Linked DNA regions of Mus musculus: region 1 is linked to region 2. The links are chromatin loops, found by intact Hi-C in ENCODE. Cell type or tissue: left cerebral cortex. All regions are shown on one strand. Links, peaks and the distances in the headings refer to the core of each region. The heading gives the core; the rest is flanking DNA. Region 1 holds the start of C030013C21Rik (RIKEN cDNA C030013C21 gene). Region 2 overlaps Myo1d (myosin ID).

Region 1 (8,331 bases), core at 307-8,306, 61 kb after region 2:
TCATCAGTCAGCTATCTGCCGAGCCTCACTATGTGCTAGCTAAAAGGGTTTAGATTTATAAAGAAAATAGATGCCTAAAAGTAATGTTCCATACAGCCCTCGGAGTAATGCGGTTAAGGGACAAGTGAGGCTGACATGGGAGCAAGAAAAAGCTCCCAAATTAACACCTAGAAGCAGGTCTAAACGCCACCTAGATTGGAAACAGTCTATGCAGAAGCCTAAAGGCAAAAAGCTGTATGCTGTAGCTGAAGACCCTCCAGAGAAAGGCAGGCAGGAGGTGTGTGTGTGCCAAGAAGCAAAGCCATGCAAGAGAGCAGAGGAGATGGGATCTGGACCAGTTCTCCTGGATAGCGTACGCACATCAGCCTGGTACCTGTCTCATCTGATGCTGGCTCTGAAGGGGGCTCCAGGCAGGCTAGTGAGCTGCCTCATTCTCTCTGCATTCTTTTGTGACATCAGAGTTTGCAGGACAGAAGTTCTGTGGCGCTCCCTCATCTTAGAAACCCTGTGGGAGGGCCCCTGCGTCACACCTGGCGTTTATGGGTCAGAAACATTTGGAATCTCCCTTTCTAGCGGAATTCTGCACATGTCCCCCACCAGAGCAGGTGATCGGACACACAGATCTGATGTCATCCCCAGGAGAAAAGCTTGTGAGCTCACCTAAAGAAAGGGGGATCTTAGAACTCACATGCCGAGAGCTGTCAGATAATACCGGCTAGAGATCAAGCCGCGGCAGCTGCCTTCCACAGCTGCCGCCTTGCAGCTGCCTCTCAAGCAGTTAGTGGGGCTAAAAATAACCAAGAGCTAACTCGCAGCAAGCTACCAAGCCTTAGAAAGAAGTGTGGGGAAGGAGATTGCGGGTGGCAGTCTGGGCCCTCAGAGTGGATGTCAGAGGAATACCCACCCGGTGGCCCAGGCGGCATCAAAGGCCTTCAGAGTCCATGTGTCTGTGTAGATCAAACCTCCTGCTGCCACTTCACAACTGGTAGCCCAGGCTGTTGCCTACTGACTGCTTCCGGTTTCTAATCTCAGCTGTAACCCAAGTTGTGTTGATGCCTCGGGAAACAGAAGTAACGAAGTAGGAATGAACAGTTTCCTGTTTGTACCCTAAACTTGAACCGGTGGCCTGAGCAGCAAGTGTGCAGGGGCCCGGATACTCAACAGAGGTGTGTGTGTGACTCTCTTTTTAATTGTGAAACTAAACTGGGACTTTCTCACCAGCAAAGCAAAAAAAAAAAAAAAAAAAAAAAAAAAAAAAAAAAAACCCTGAGGTGACATCAAAAGGAAACACGGTCCATCAAAATCAGAAACGGGGGTGGTTATAGCGTGGGAAACTACACAGATAAATATGCTCATTTAGCATCGGAGAGAATAGATGTGCTTTCCTGAGCATATGAAGCCATTGATGCTTTTTTGTAAGAAAAACGAATTGACCCCTGGTTGTCGCAGCTCTGTGGTCATCAGCACAGCGATCACAGGGTGTGCTCGTGAGGCTGTTGTGGCTCTCCAGCCATGGTGCTGAGCGTACTCTGTCCTGGATCGTTCAGTTTGGATCTCCCCTAGATTCCCATTCATGGCCCAGGACAGAGGCAAGCAGAGGTTAGGAAATTTGCCCTGTTGATCCCGACTTGTCCAGGGCCAGAAAAGACTGCCCCCCCAGCCATTTTTCCCTCCCACAGGATGGCCCTGAAGGTCTAGTTGGTCATGAGACTGACAGGAGTGACTCCTGACAGACCTGTGGGTTTCCTGTGGACTCTTGCTGTGGCTCTCGTGTACTCCCATTAGAGGTGCTGATCTGTGCTGCCTCCCTTTCTCCTATGAGTGAATTGAGTGGGCGGGCAGATGGGTGGGTGGGTGAGTGAGTGAGTTGGGTTGGTAAGTGGGTGAGGGTGGGTAGGTGAGTTGGGTGCGTGGGTGGGTGCGTGGGTGAGTGAGTGAACTTGGGTGAGTGGATGGTTTGGCTGAATGAGTGAGTTGGGTTGGTAAGTGGGTGAGTCGGGTGGGTGGGTGAGTTGGGTGGGTAGGAGAGTGGGTGAGTCGATGAACGAGTGGGTGGGAATCTTGGGTGTGCCATACAAGTGTCACTCTGCCACTAACCACCTATGTGGTTTGAGGGCATTTTGTTGGCTTGGTTGGGTGGGTGAGTTTTTTCTCCTTTCCTGGTTTATTTTGGCAGGGTCTCCTCTGTAACATAGGCTAACCTTGAACTCCTCATCCTACCTGCCTCCATTTCCCTAGTACTGGGACCGCAGGCTTGCACCACTCCAGCCAGCTCAAGGCATAGTATCTCTGAAATAAAGCCGTTCGATTATAACCAAGGTCCCTCCTGTGCTAAGTACCTGTTTTTCCTTTCCTTCCTCCCTGGCTCTTCCTGGTCTTTCATTATGTACAGTGGGCACACAGTGCTGCTAAGTGGCTGAGGGCGCATCTCAGATAGTAAGGAGACCAGCAATCACTGGGATGTGGGCATGGAACACACAGCAATCTGGCTCTTCCACAAGGAAACCAGAAATATATTTTGGCTCTGGCACCTCCCTAGCCCTGTTCTCAACTGCCTTGTCCATCCTCACACTGCTTTTAAGTTTCATAAACTCCGCCCGCACCGAGCCATGCTGACCTTCTCCCTACTCCTCCCACCATGTCCTCCCTCTGCCCTGCATCTCCCTCAACACTCTGCTGTCTGTTTAGGAGGCAGCAGATCTCATCTGTCAAGAGTGCTGACCACGTGTACCGTAATAATGCTCATTAAGTCAGCATCCAGCATCTAAGAAGGTCTGGTTCAGTGCCCAGCACCCACATGGTGGCTCACAAACATCGGTAACTCCAGGTCCAGGGGATCTGATGCCCTCTTCTGGCCTCCACAGGTACCAGGTGTTGCTGTGGTATGCACACCTACATGCAGACAAACACTCATACACACAAACTAAAAAATAATAACAATAAAGTAAAAAGCACAAACTGATTTTCTCTCTTAATAGCTCATTTCTTTGCATCTCTGTACTATGGAGGGGATTTTTGGTTACTCATTTCCAAAGAGACATCAGTATCAAATTGTTGCATAAGTAGTTGTTAAACAATATGTCATATTTATTCATTTATTTGGTGTGTTGTGTACATGTAATTTTATCTGGGAGAAGTGGGGAAGAAGGCCTTCAGAACACTGCAGTAGTTTAGAGCAAAGTTCTTTCATTGCTCAAAAACCTCTAACTCAAACATGGTGGTTTCTACTCAACATTGGAGCCAAAATTAGATTGTAGCAGTAGGGCAGGCATAGGGACAGTGGATGCGGTGATAATCCATGTAGAGTTTGTAGTGTTGTTGTTTTTAGTGAGCTATTATGTAATCACAGAACATAAAGTATTTGAATCCTCAGGGGAGTATGAATTTTATCATACTGGGGTATTTTAAGCATGTGAGAGGAACCTAGATGGATATAACCTAGATTGACTAGGAAGGATTATATAGACCCAGAAGTAACTATAGGCAAGTCAGCGTGGCCCATGCCTGGGTAAAGTTATGAACTTCACTGATATTTGTATTGAACTGTTTCCTAATCCAATGCCATGGGAGGGATTTGTATGAGAAATTGAAATTCTCTTAAAGACAAGACCTCTCAGTATAGCACAGGCTGGCCTTGAAGTTTTCAGCCTTGTTAGTGGAATGACGGATGTGCACGATCACACCTGGCTCAGAGCGCTCTTCACTTCCTCTGGCTTCTCTCCATTTTTCACAATCATGTTGGCCTTTGTGGGCCTTTGTCCCACACAGGTCAGCACTGGAAGAATAGCACTCCCCTATCCTGGCATGTGGTTAGACTGCAGGATCAGTGTCATGGCTGGGCCTCATCCCTATTTTAGGTGTGTTTCTAAGGAGTAGGCTGGTTGTCATGGTTTGCAAAGGCTTTCCTCACCATCAGGATGCAAGAATATTGCAGTAGGCAGCAAGGGAGGCACAGGCCATCTGTCCCCAGGGGATGGACGTGTCTAGAGGAAATAAATAGCCTTCTAGCCACGATGCGTTGCATGTGTCCTTGCCCAAAGTTGAACTCACAGTTTTGTTCTAGGATCCTAAGCTTCTAAGCTGAGATTCAGTCCTTAAGGAAGCCCACTGAGAGGAGCTGTGGTGGCTCTCAGTCCTTCCAGGTCACTTTCATCTCCTCCTGCTGTCATTCCAAGCCATCCTCACATCCCCACCCCAGCGGCCAGGAAGATGAGCTCTGTCCTTCCTGTGGGGATGGAAAGACTAAGCTCTGGAATCCAGGACCCACAGAGGTTGACATGTGTCATTTGTAGTTCTCCTCCACAGCTGAGGGAAGGCTTGGCGAGAAGGATGCGCAACCCTGGGCAGCCATGAAACACATAGGGCTGTTGAAATGGACAGAGCTTCGGTCTAAATAGATCACTAGTGTGGTTTGCAAAGTAGCACTTCAGACAGTCCCTGCCCTCTGACACTGGGAACCACAGCAGTGTCTCACACACCTGTTATTCATCAGAGTGCCTCTTTGTCATCTGACAAAGCATGATGCTGCAGATCCAGATGTGTCATAAGGGGGACAGTGCCTGTGTGGAAAGGCAGACTCATTGCCCCACAGTGCTGAGGTTTCAAAAGAGACTCCCCAGTCATGTCCCCAACACTGTGACTTCATAGCAAGTCACTCATGCCACCAGGGTGTTTGTGGGCCTCATTGCACTGGGAAGCCTACCTTGGTGACTTCCGTGGCCTCCACCTGTAAGTTGCAGGGCTGGTCACCCTCATCAGTGCAAGGCAAGTCCCACCACAGCCGAGCAGTTAGAGAAGAACCGAGTGAGCTCAGCTGTGCCAGCTGTGCCAGCCCAAGAGATTGACAAGCCTTTCCTGTTGGTGCTGGAATAGTTAGAGAGATAATAGCACTAGGTCCGGAAGGAAGACAAAAAAGGATACACATTGATTTTCTTTTTCTGGAGGAGGAGTGTGAGCAGAGCTGTCCTGTGAAGTCCGTGCAGCAGGACAGTCCCCCAGGGCCTCCAGCCTTCAGGGTTTCCTCACAGCCTCACAGCTGTCTGGAGGGGCTGCTTACCTTTTAAACTCTTTCTGCCTAACAGTTGTCTGGCTCATTTGTTTGTTTCTTTGTTTCCTGTTGCTTAAGGCTTTTCTCTTACACTAATCATATGCCCTTATCTTACCCAAAGCTGTAAACCCCTTCCCTTTGGGCACTCAGTGAGCTCATTAGTATGCAAGCAGACGATCCACACCCCAAATCATCACCTCAAGAAAGACAAAGCAGCCATGGGAAGGAGGGCAGACAGGCTAAGAGGAACACTATAAATGATGCATAGAGTCTCAAGTAAGCCACTCTGTCCTTCTGTGTGAGAGAGTGTGTGTGTGTGTGTGTGTGTGTGCGCACATTTCCCACCCACAGCTATAGCACCCGCTCTCTCAGCCGGCAGCAGCATTTTAATGTCAAATGGAAGCACCAGGCCTGTGTTACCATGGCAACCACAGAGTGGCAGAGCTAAAAGCAGCAAGCAGCCTTGGCTGCGCCACCTCCCTGCAGCCCACCCTCCTCGGAGGCAGGCGCAGATTCCCTTTGTCTCCATCAGGCTCCCTTGCCATCCATTCCCTGCCCCCTTCCCTTTGTGGCCTCTACTAAGCTCTGCACCTGCAGCACCCAGGCCAGGGCCAACCGCAAAGCTTGTGGGAGCCAGGGACGGAGAAAGCCCCACTGCCAGTTCAAGCTTGGGGACCTCATGCCTCACTTGAGACCAGCCTTTCGAGAAGTGAGGGTTAGAGCCCAGCAGGAATACTCGCCCTCACCAATCACTCATCGCTGGCCTATGTCTGGTTCATTGGCCATGGCTTCGCTGGCCTGAAGGGATGGACCAGGCACCTGCCTATCCCCTGCCTGGGCTCAAAGTGGTCACAGCTGCCCATGAGAGATCCAGAGAGATTGCATTCGGATCTTTTACTTAGTGAGAGGTAGCCAAGAGAGGTGGTATCTGTGAATAGGTGGGCTTTTGCAGGCCCTGGGGCCCCTGGCAGTGGCTCCATCCTATCCCTGGCTTGTAGATAGATGCATCTGGTCTCTGAGAGCTCTATAAAGTGGAACTGCAACCCAGCTCAGAACTTCCAGGGCCTCTGGAGTGCGACCTCCTGGTTGAAAAGGAGGAATTGTTTCAAGAGAGTGCGCTAGCTTTGCCATCCGCTTAGAAGGGGGACACAGAGATGGCCCAGCCTCCAACTCTTCTTCACTTTGGCCTGGGCAACACTGAGTTTCAATACGTTGCTTTTATGTACTATTCTGATTTACCCAGGAGGCTAAGACAGGAGAGTCTCCTGAGCATGGGAATTCCAGGCCAGCAACATCTAAAACAGGAGAGTTTGTATCTCCACAAACCCAATCATAAAGTTATCCAACACACGAATAGGCATTTGTTTGTTGTTTGGTCTTCGTTGGTTTGTTCTGTGCTACAGTCTCACTCAGCCTGACCTCCAGGACACTCTAACTAAAGTCCTGACCTTTCTGCCTGAACCTCCTAAATGCTGGGATTACAACAGTGCCTCCCAGGCCGGGTTGATGCAGGGCTAGGGATCAGAACTAGGGTCCCTATGTGTAGGCAAGCTGTCTGGCAATGACCCATATCCCCAGCCCTGGGCATTTGGGTGATGGTGTTGCTTTTGATGTTTCCCTCACATATTGTTCTAGTTATTCTTTATTATTGCATGAATTTGTTCATGTGTGTGGTCACACACGTACATGTATACATCCCACAAGTGGGTGTAGAAGTCAGAGACAATTTGTGGGGTTGGTTCTGCCCTCCCAGTATTTGGGTTCTCGGGTGGTGGCAAGTACCTCGGCTATATGAGCTGCCTCGATGGCCCTAGGTTTTTGCTTTGTGGTTTTTGACAGGGTTTCTCTGTGTAGCCCTGGCTGACCTGGAACTCTCATAGACTGGGGTAGCCTCGAACTCAGAGATCTGCCTGCCTCTGCCTCCCAGCGCTGGGATTAAGGGCGTGTGCCACCACATCCAGCTCAAGGCATTTGTTTTACTACTGAGTTTTGGGAGGCCCTCTGGCATGCTTGGGAAGTTATACCTGATTGCTCAAGGTGAAGCTGACTTAGCAGCCAGAACCCCTGAGCTGTTCCTGCATGGCCCTGAATCAATGTCTAGTATCTTTTGTAACAGCCCACAATCTCCTACCATTTATGTATCAGAAATAAACATAAAGCCTGAAGGTGGGCGTTCTAGCTTCACAGTCATCTCACACAGACACAGACACACTGGTGCTTGTGGACATTATACCTGTGTATTTAATATTCTTGCTTTTTTTCTTCTTGTTTTGTTATGGGAGTTCTAGGTTGGCCTAGAACTAGCTCTGTAAAGATGGTGAACTTGAACTGCTAATTCTCCTGTCCCTACCTCGCAGATGCTGGAATTACAAATGTGCCACCACACCTAGCTGCTGCTTCTTCCTCCTCCTCTTCTTCCTCCCCCTCCTCTTGTTTGTTTTTTTAGCATAATTTTATTTATTATACCCTAAAGACTCACATATCCCAAGTAATTTGGGTAAATGTGACTTCTAGACAGCACACAGAGTCCCCCTGAAACAGGCTACGCATTCAGAACCTATGAGAGAGAGCTCTAGGCTGTGGCCTGTGTGTGGACAGGGACACTCAAAACATCTTGTGTAAATATGCAAATCCAGTCTGTTTCCTCTCCCATGTAGCCCCATCTCCTGAAGCTGTCATCTAAATGTCTTCCTGGACAGGGGAAGATTTTCTTCTTCCTCCTCTCAAAAATTCGGGGGGGTGGGTGGGGTGTTGTTTTGTTTGTTTGGTTGGTTGGCTGGCTTGGATTTTGGATTATTTGTTTTTTTTTTTTAAGTTTTGGGTTTTGGGGTGTTGTTGTTGTTGTTGTTGTTTGATTTTTTTGAGACAGGGTTTCTCTGTATAGTCCTGGCTGTCCTGGAACTCACTCTGTAGATCAGGCTGGCCTCGAACTCAGAAATCTGCCTGCCTCTGCTTCCCAAGTGCTGGGATTAAAGGCACGCGCCACCACGCCGGGCTTGCACTAAAACATTTTAAATAACCACTTCGTAAAGGAAAAGTGTATAAAGCTAGCCTACACCCTTCATTCCAAGTGCCCATCACATTATTTGAGACAGAGTAGGGAGAGTAGACATTGGAGGCCAGCCTAGATTGCAGGAGACTTACCTCAAAAAAAAAGTTTTAATTAAATAAAAAGGTCCAGAAATAATCCATCTATATCATTGTTGTTTTACATTTTTTAAATTACACTTATGTATGTGTTTGATGGGGGAGTATGGTCCACAGTGTACAGGTAAGGAGCAGGG
Region 2 (8,331 bases), core at 94-8,093:
AAGGGATCCGAGGTCTAACAGAGGGGCCACTGCACTGGCAGGCCAGTTCAGACTATGCCATTCTCTGGATGAGTGTATATTTCATTTCTAAAGTATGCAGTTCATTTGCAACAAGAATGACGTATAGGCTGTAAACATTCTTCTTGATGGTGCCCTTGACCTCTGTCAGGATATGTGAAATATTTAGAAGAATCAAAGTTGTCATCTATTCCATGTAGTGAGATGGATTAAGGTTGGAAACTTGCAGAACAGTTCTTTTGGAGGGTTACATCAAGGTGTTATAATCAAAAGTGGAAAGCCCTTGTTAGACAGTGATGTAAATTAGCCCTTTAATCGGCCGATTACAATTAGTTTCGTTGACTTGAATAACATTGATCAGAACTACTAGATTCTTAGCAAGCACTTGTGTATAAAATCAGTTTTATTGGTTTTAAGACTACATTTTTTAATTGCCCAAGGCCCATATTTTGTATAATAGGGTTTTTTCACCATTAAAATGCCAGATGGTTCATATATATATTGGTATAGTATTTGGAGAACATTGCCCAAGAGTGTGGTCCTGGGGACTTCAGCATCCCTTAGATGCATCTGTTTTAAAACACGCTAATTAATTTTCATCACTATGATGCTTAGTTCCTAAAAGAGTAAAATAATTACTTGGTTCTGTTTAATTTAGGTAGAAAGCATTTCCAATATAGAGCCCCCCCATCACATTTAAAATACAATTTGTCAAGAGGATATTTTTTTTTTTTTGTTTATTAGGGAATTGAGTCTTAGGTACAACTAGGTAGTCTTTCCACAATAATTTTTTAAAAGATTTATTTTATTTACTATATGTAAGTACACTGGAGCTGTCTTTAGACACCAGAAGAGGGAATCAAGTCTTGTTACAGATGGCTGTAAGCGACCATGTGGTTGCTGGGATTTGAACTCAGGACCTCCAGAAGAGCAGTCTGTGCTCTTAACCGCTGAGCCATCTCTCCAGCTCCCACAATATATTTATAAAATGAGTATGTCTTTATTGGAGCTGAAGTGTAGTTCTCAAAGATTAAACATGTACTTAACATGACAAGATCCTGGGTTCAATTCTAAACATCTCCCCCCATCAAAAAGGGTTCATTTATCTTAGGGTCCATTGCTGTGAAGAGAAACCATGACTATGGCAATTCTTATAAAGGAAAACATTTAATTGGGTCTGGCTTTCAGTTTCAGAGGTTCAGTACATTATTGTTATGGTAGGAAGCATGATAGTGTCCAGGCAGACATGGAGAAGGAACTTAGAGCTCTACATCTTGATGCACAGGCAGCAGAAGGGAACTGTGTGCCACACTCAGTGTAGCTTGAGCAAAAGAGACCTCAAAGCCCACCCCTCATAGTGACACACTTCCTTCAGCAAGGCCAGTGCCTTCTGATCATGCCACTTCCTATGACCAAGCATTCACACGCATGAATCTATGGGAGCCATACCTATTCAAACCACCACACATGTTTTGGTTACAATTGATGAATAATAAATTATCCTGGGCTGGCTCAGCAAGTAAAGGTGCCAGCTGCCAAAACTGACAGTCTGAGTTCAGTCTCTAGAACCCACAGGGCCATAGGTTTTCCCCTCACCTCCACATAGACACACACAGACAGTAAATTCATAAAAATGCAATACATTGCAGCACTCAGGAGGCAGAGGCAACTTGACCTCTTTTGAGTCTAAGTCCTGCATGGTTTACAAAGTGAGTTCCAGATAAACAAAGGCTACTTAATGAAACAGTCTTTTAAAAAGAATTAACTATCTCAAACATAGAAGCAAGACATCTTATGGTTCTCATTTCTTGAGTCAGGAATCTAACAAAGCAGATGGTGAATCTCTGTTCCTTAGGGTCCAGGATCTCCAGTACCTCAGAGGCTAGGGACTCAGGTCATTGGGAGGCTCACCTAGTGGTCAGCACTTGCCGTAAGTGTGAAGATGGCAACTGGAATGTCTCCAAAGCCTCGAGATTCTTAGCTTCTCTAAGCATGGAGATCTGCAAGTTTCTTCTCTCTCTCTCTCTCTCTCTCTCTCTCTCTCTCTCTCTCTCTCTCTCTCTCTCTCTCTTCTCCTTCTTCTTCCCTCTCCTCCTCCTCCTCCTCCTCCTCCTCCTCCTTCTCCTTCTTCTCCTTCTCCTCCTCCTCCTCCTCCTCCTCCTCTTCCTCCTCTCATAATCCTCCTGCCTCAGCCTCCTGACTTCTTGTATTACAGACTGGTACTACCACTCCTGGCTGTGGTCTTCATGTGAGGCACTCAGGGAACTGCATTGTCTATACTAAAAGGCACTCAGCCTCGTGTTGGTGCATTTATTAGGTAAAGGCACTTCGTAGCATAGCCCTCAAACAAAAGGAAGAGCAATTCAATGGGAATAGCGGTAAAGAATTTGGGATCATGTTTGAAATTCCCCACAAGCTACCCTCTGCAAAACAAACAAACAAACAAATAAATACAACCTCAAATTTCTCTGTTTAGAATGTTGCCAGGCAGTGGTGATGCATAACTTTAATCTCAGCACTCAAGAGGCAGGCAGAAGCAGGTGGATCTCTGAGTTTGAGGCTAGCCTAGTCTACAGAGTGAGTTCCTGCACAGCCTGGAGTACACAGAAAAACCCTGTCTCAAAAAGACAGCATGCAAGCATGCATTTCTCTGGTTGAATGCCCAGCACTCTATTTTTTAAAAGCATGAAATTGATACTGTCATTCCATATAGTTCCATGACATAGCACCTGCCTACTATACCTATGGCTCAGCACTCAGAACCAAGTGTGTGTGAGAATGTGAGAAAGAGTGTGTATGTGTGTAAATAAATGTGTGCTTTCCCTCCCAAGATTCCCCCAAAGTTTTGTCCCCTGATGGTATAAGGTTTTAAGGTCAAAAACCGAGATTCCCCCAAAGTTTTGTCCCCTGATGGTATAAGGTTTCAAGGTCAAAAACCAAGATCGTAATCATTTAATTGAGTCCAGGTTGCACTCCCTAAATAGCATTCCTTCCATCTTAAGATCAGTGAACTAAACAAGTTGTCCATGGACTATGATGGAGTAGCCTCCATGGATCCCCATTTGAAGGAGAGTGTTTGGGAGGCTCATCACCCCTGGTCATCTGTGTTTGCAGCTTGCCTTCATAACCTACTACTTCCCACAGAAAAGGGGTTCAGAAGTGTCTGTGTTGTGTGACTTCTGTTCCTTTAGTGCTATCTGAAATCTAAACCCACCCCTGTGAATCTAGATGGAGCTACTGCGCATGGTCTTCTCTGTTAGAGGGAGAGGAGCACAGCCAGGAATCTGCTAAACTAACTGCTCCATGTTTGAACGTCTTGTGCTGCTGTGACAGGGTCCTTGAGACTCTTAGAACCCTGGTGTCAATGGAGAGAATTCACAAGGCATGCCCTGAAGATCTTTACAGCGTCTTTCATGTCTGGAAGACTCTTTGAAGCAATGCTTCAGATGTTTCTGAGGTTGCGACAATGGATCTTACAATCCTCCTCTGGATTTGATCCATTGCCCTGAAACCATTTCTTAATTGAAGAATCATTTGCCATCTGGAGAAGCTGAGAATAAGGAACAGTTGTATTTTGAAGCCCAGCAGTTGCGGACTTCTTTATATTTCCTCTAAATACTGCATGAAAGATGAACAGTTCTTTATTTGGGTCTCTTCTTTCCTCTCACATTTTTCATAGCAGAAAGCCAGCCGGAATTCCCTTCACTCTATCTAAAACCTCCTTATCTGGACCATGACATTCTCTGTCCCCACCACCTCACTGACACCAGTGTAGTCACATTACCACCCCTTCATAACCACAATGCCTTTTATACTGCTCTGAGGTTGTTTTTCTTCCCTTCCTAGCTGCCTTCACTTCACACCTCCTAGAAACTCATCCCTGAGTCCCCCAGGAGGCTTCTCTTCCACCTCCTACTCACATCCCGAAGCCTATGCCAACTGTGTTAAGGCTGTTACAGTGGCATCCCCTCTTCTCTCCAGATTTTTATTCCAGTGACTGTTGCTAAGTAACAAAGCAACCCAGACCCAGGAGAAATAAATAATTAAATCACCATCTTATCATGCTCACAGATTCTGTGGGCTGAGTTTGGAAGGGTCAGTGCGGCCCGTTCACCTCTGCTGCGTGGTGCCTTGGGCATCAGCTGGGAAATGCTAAGGCTGCTTCTCAGCAACTTCTGTGCACTGAGACCCATTTGGCTCCTGTGAGACCCACATGGGAACTGGATCCCGGTGGTGACTATCTACAAGGCTGGAAACTTAATCAAAGTATGTGGCTGGAGGTGGGGCCTTTAGGAGGCGATTATCACCGGATAAGGTCTTCAGAATAGAGCCCTTGTTGAAAACTGATGGCTGTGTTGGAAGAAAGACCTAAGAATTCACACGTACTCTACAAGATATTAGCAAGAAGGATGTTTCTACATCTTCCCCTAAACGATGTACCAGAGTTGTATGCCACAGTAAACCTTGCTTCCTCATCATTTGCCTTGCCTGTGATGCTGTGATATCATGCTATTACAATAGCAAAAAGACTAGGATAAACAATGGGTGTGAAACACTGAAGCCCTAGAGTTTGTCTGGCCCAGTACCAATACTGCTGACCCAGAATGTCTGTGCTCTGTAAGACTTGGCATCCTCTCAACATGGTAACCTAGGGGACAGTCAGCTTGGGGCACAAGCATTTAGTTGTTTACAAGAAGATAAACTCTCACTTATCCTAAGCAGTGATATGTCCCTGATGAAGCAGTACCAGTAAGATTTGGGGTTTAAATCTTATTGAGACAAGAAGGCTGGAGCAAGAGGGCAGAGAGGGAGGAGAAAAGGAGGAAAGAGTGGGGGTTGGGGGAGAGGGAGATTACACGGAACCCTGTGAAGAGGCAGCCCAACTGGCTTCCAAGTGTCGATGGGAAGACAGAATGAACAGAGCGTTCTCCATTGAGAAGGAGCCAAATCAATTTGCTGAGATCAAAAGAGCATAATTATTATGGCCCTGTAGTCAAGCTGAAGAAATGAAGTAGAGAATGGGAAATTCAGGAGACAGTGTATATTTCAGAAGACAAGCAGGACCTGGAGAAATTCCATGGCCACTTGGACTTCAGCCACACCTACATCTCTCTGGAGGGCAGACGTGCCCAAGTTACTGTGGTCTTCTAGGATATGTGCTGAGAGGGCTGGAGCCAGCTGAGAGAAGAGGTCTTCCGCTGAGAGAACCACAGAGTAAATCACTTCCCCGACCCCCCCCACAAAGGGAATCGAGACACAGTGGTCTCCTCCCAGGAAGTTCTCTGTGGTCCCTGAGGGGAGAATTTGTTACTATGACCCAGCCTATCATATTGTTTAGTCTCTTGTCATAAAGCACTGAGCCTTTGCCTATGAGTCACATGCTCCAAACATCTGTGGCTTCTTGGAGCTCATTTTTAAAATTCTGCATTTTATAGCTGTTATTTCTAGGACGCACGGTTTTGTCTGACATGCACATGGGGGTACAATCAGGTTGAGGTGTAAGGACACAACAGAAAGGGGAATGTGAAGGAAAACAGACAAGGAAAATGACAGTTACAGTGACCCTCAGCAGACTATGACCCCTACCTGCTACAGCAACCAACAAGCTTAAATTTCAAACTACCTTCATGCACTTTTGGTGGTTGCGAGGGTTTGAACCCAGGGACCCAAGAGTGCAAGCCAAGTGCTCAGCCACTGCATGGCACACCAAGGCCAAAGGTAATCATGGGGGAAAGGAGAAGCTACATTCTGTTGCTCTAAGAATTTAAATAGCCTCTTTTTAAGTTCACCAGCATAATCACCTTTAAAAATTAGAATTTGTTGTAGATTAGCGTAGCTCTCAGAACTCATCTGATAAGTTTCCTTGTGCAGTAGTAGTTAGCAAGAAACTCAGAACCAATGAAAATGCAGAGAATACCAGTTGGTGGTGTGCTCAGCCACAGGTGGGACATCACCCCCTGCCAGGGCTGGGAACACTATAGAAGAGGAAGCAGAAAGACTGTAAGACCCAGAGGTCAAGGAGGACCCGAGCAAAGCCGCGTCTCCTAGATGAGAGAGGACTGCTGTACTCCGGAACTTACACAGCTGTGGTCAGCATTCTAGCCCGGAGGGAGGAGCACTGTGAACCCCCACCCTAACTGAAGAGTGATTTACAGATTCTGACAGCTCCTAGGGGAAGGAGAGACAGTCTTAAGGGTGTGTCGCCTGGTAGGTTGATGCTGTGCAGTGGATGGCCCCACACCTACGAGTATATGGTCAGCACAAATTGGACTCAGTGGATAACTTTTACAAAAAGAAAGAGGAGCTGAAGCAGCGAAGAGTAGAGCAATCAGAAGAGAAGTGAGGGTAAAGATGATTAAAATATGTTTTATAAATTCTCAAACAATTAATATAAATGTATTAAATTAGCTTTCCCATGCATGTGCTTATTTTTCTGTACTAAAGATTGGACACATGGCCTTACATATGCTAAGCAAGCACTCTCCCACCAAACTACATTCCCAGGCTTGCATTTATTTGTTTGTTTGTGGTTTTATTTTGAGACAGGGTCTACCAGGCTCTCTGAAGATCAATAATTTTTTTTTAATTCTTAGTCTGGTAGTATATGCCCATGTAAATCAAGGATAGGGCAAATAGTTTACTGTTACTACAGTGGACCCCTGAGTTCAACAGTAATCGTCTCTGTGGCCCATAGAGTTTTTACAGCTGGGCACAGCAGCTAGAGCATCTGTAATAGAGCATCTGTAATCCAGTGCTCTGTGCACTGGAGGAGGACTGCTGCAGGTTCGAGTTTGGCTGCATGGCAGAGTGAGACTATTTCACGCCCACCCACCTACTCTCAAGATACTGAAATCCCCAAAGTCCCCCAAAATACAGTTTTATGCAGATCTGGAGCTAAAACTGAAAAAACGGAAAAGAGCAGCCAGGAGAGCACTCTGGTGCGCAGGTGTGTCTCCTGTCTCAGTGTTAGTGTCAGCATTGCCCATCTGTATGCTTGGGGATCTGTGAATGTTAATAAATGTTACATACAACACACATGCAAATTATACTGTAACTTGTACTTCAGCTTTAGAACATACCAAACGTACAAAATATGCTTTTTCTGGCATTTCAGACGTATGTATCGTGTGCTTTGAGAATATTCACTCGCCACTCTCCTCTCCGTCTTCCCCTCTCCCTCCCACTACTCCCCTTGTTTCCTGACTAGTCCCCTGCAATTTTCATATCATATATATCTAGATTCCACATATGGGAGAAATCTATGGTTCTATATAGAGGAGGAAACGTGCAACCTTTGTCTTTTTTAGTCTGCCTTACTTAACATAATCATCTCCAGGCCTGATCATGTTTCACAAAGAGACATAACATCCTTTTTTTCTTTCTGCTAAGCAAAATTCCACTGAGTACATATGCCACCTTTTAACCCATCCATCTGTTGATAGGAATCTGGGCTGGCTTCTCAGCTTGGCTGCTGTGGACATGAGTGTGCAGCGCTCTGTTATGTTTCCCTCCTTCAGCTGTATGCCTGGAGTGCTGTTGCTGAATTATTTAGTAGCTGTCTTTTGTTTTTTGGGGAATCTCCGTGTTGATTTCTATGATAGCAATACATTTACATTCCTACCAGCAGTTAGATGCCTAATCTCTTTTTTTTTTTTTTTTTAATGAGTATGGGCCTTTGCCTGCATGTAAGTCTATGCACCATATGCATGCAGTACCTTCGGAGGCCAGAAGAAGGCATTGGATGCTCTGGGACTGGAGTCACAGAGAGTTCTGAGCTGTCGTGGTCCTTTAGAAGAGCAGCCAGAGCTCTCACCTGATAAGCCACCTCTTCATCCCCTACACCTCAATTTTTAAAAATCCTGCTGAACTGTTAATTCAAGTTGTATAAGAGTGGGGTTATATTTCTAATTTTCAGTTCATTACTTCTTTTACCTGTTATTTATAAAAAATAAGTAAGATATAGATATCAATTAAAAATCATATTACTGAGCCGGGCATGGTGGCACACGCCTTTAATCCCAGCACTCGGGAGGCAGAGGCAGGCAGATTTCTGAGTTCGAGAGCAGCCTGGTCTACAAAGTGAGTTCCAGGACAGCCAGGGCTATACAGAGAAACTCTGTCTCAAAAAATCACATTACTGACTAGAGGGATGGCTCAGAGGCTAAGAATGCATACTGCTCTTCCAGAGGACCCAATTTCTGTTCCCAGCACCCCCATAAAGTACTTTGCACCTACCTGTAACCCCAGCTCCAAGAGATTCTCTTCTGAACCCCAAAGGCACCTATGTGTATGTGTCGTGGATACACACACACA

Evidence for each region. A loop is a pair of places that touch in the nucleus more often than their neighbours do. Peaks named below come from ENCODE experiments on the same cell type or tissue, not always from the same donor. Only the 100,000 strongest peaks of a DNase experiment are listed, where the experiment ranks them.
Region 1: it touches region 2 in a loop (3-fold over the local background); 5 of 42 quality-filtered maps call a loop at or near these places.

Annotation. Positions count from the first base shown.
Region 1 is chr11:80,501,391-80,509,721 of GRCm38, reverse strand. All of the region lies in intron 21 of Myo1d (myosin ID), which reads left to right. C030013C21Rik (RIKEN cDNA C030013C21 gene) reads left to right here and starts at 616. Exons shown (of 3, transcript NR_126552.1): 1 at 616-1,166; 2 at 1,680-1,787; 3 at 2,177-2,312. Gm31109 (a long non-coding RNA gene) reads right to left here and starts at 445. Exons shown (of 2, transcript XR_003949722.1): 1 at 361-445. In left cerebral cortex, for the core only: a CTCF peak has its summit at 5,540; DNase peaks (open chromatin) are centred at 2,612, 3,940, 5,452, 6,148 and 2 more places; H3K27ac peaks cover 6,414 bases.
Region 2 is chr11:80,562,087-80,570,417 of GRCm38, reverse strand. The region is part of intron 20 of Myo1d (myosin ID); the gene reads left to right. Among named protein-coding and RNA genes, the nearest start is that of Gm38907, 53 kb to the left of the region's middle. In left cerebral cortex, for the core only: a CTCF peak has its summit at 7,731 (motif pointing right); DNase peaks (open chromatin) are centred at 4,659, 4,899, 7,501, 7,718 and 1 more place; H3K27ac peaks cover 1,571 bases.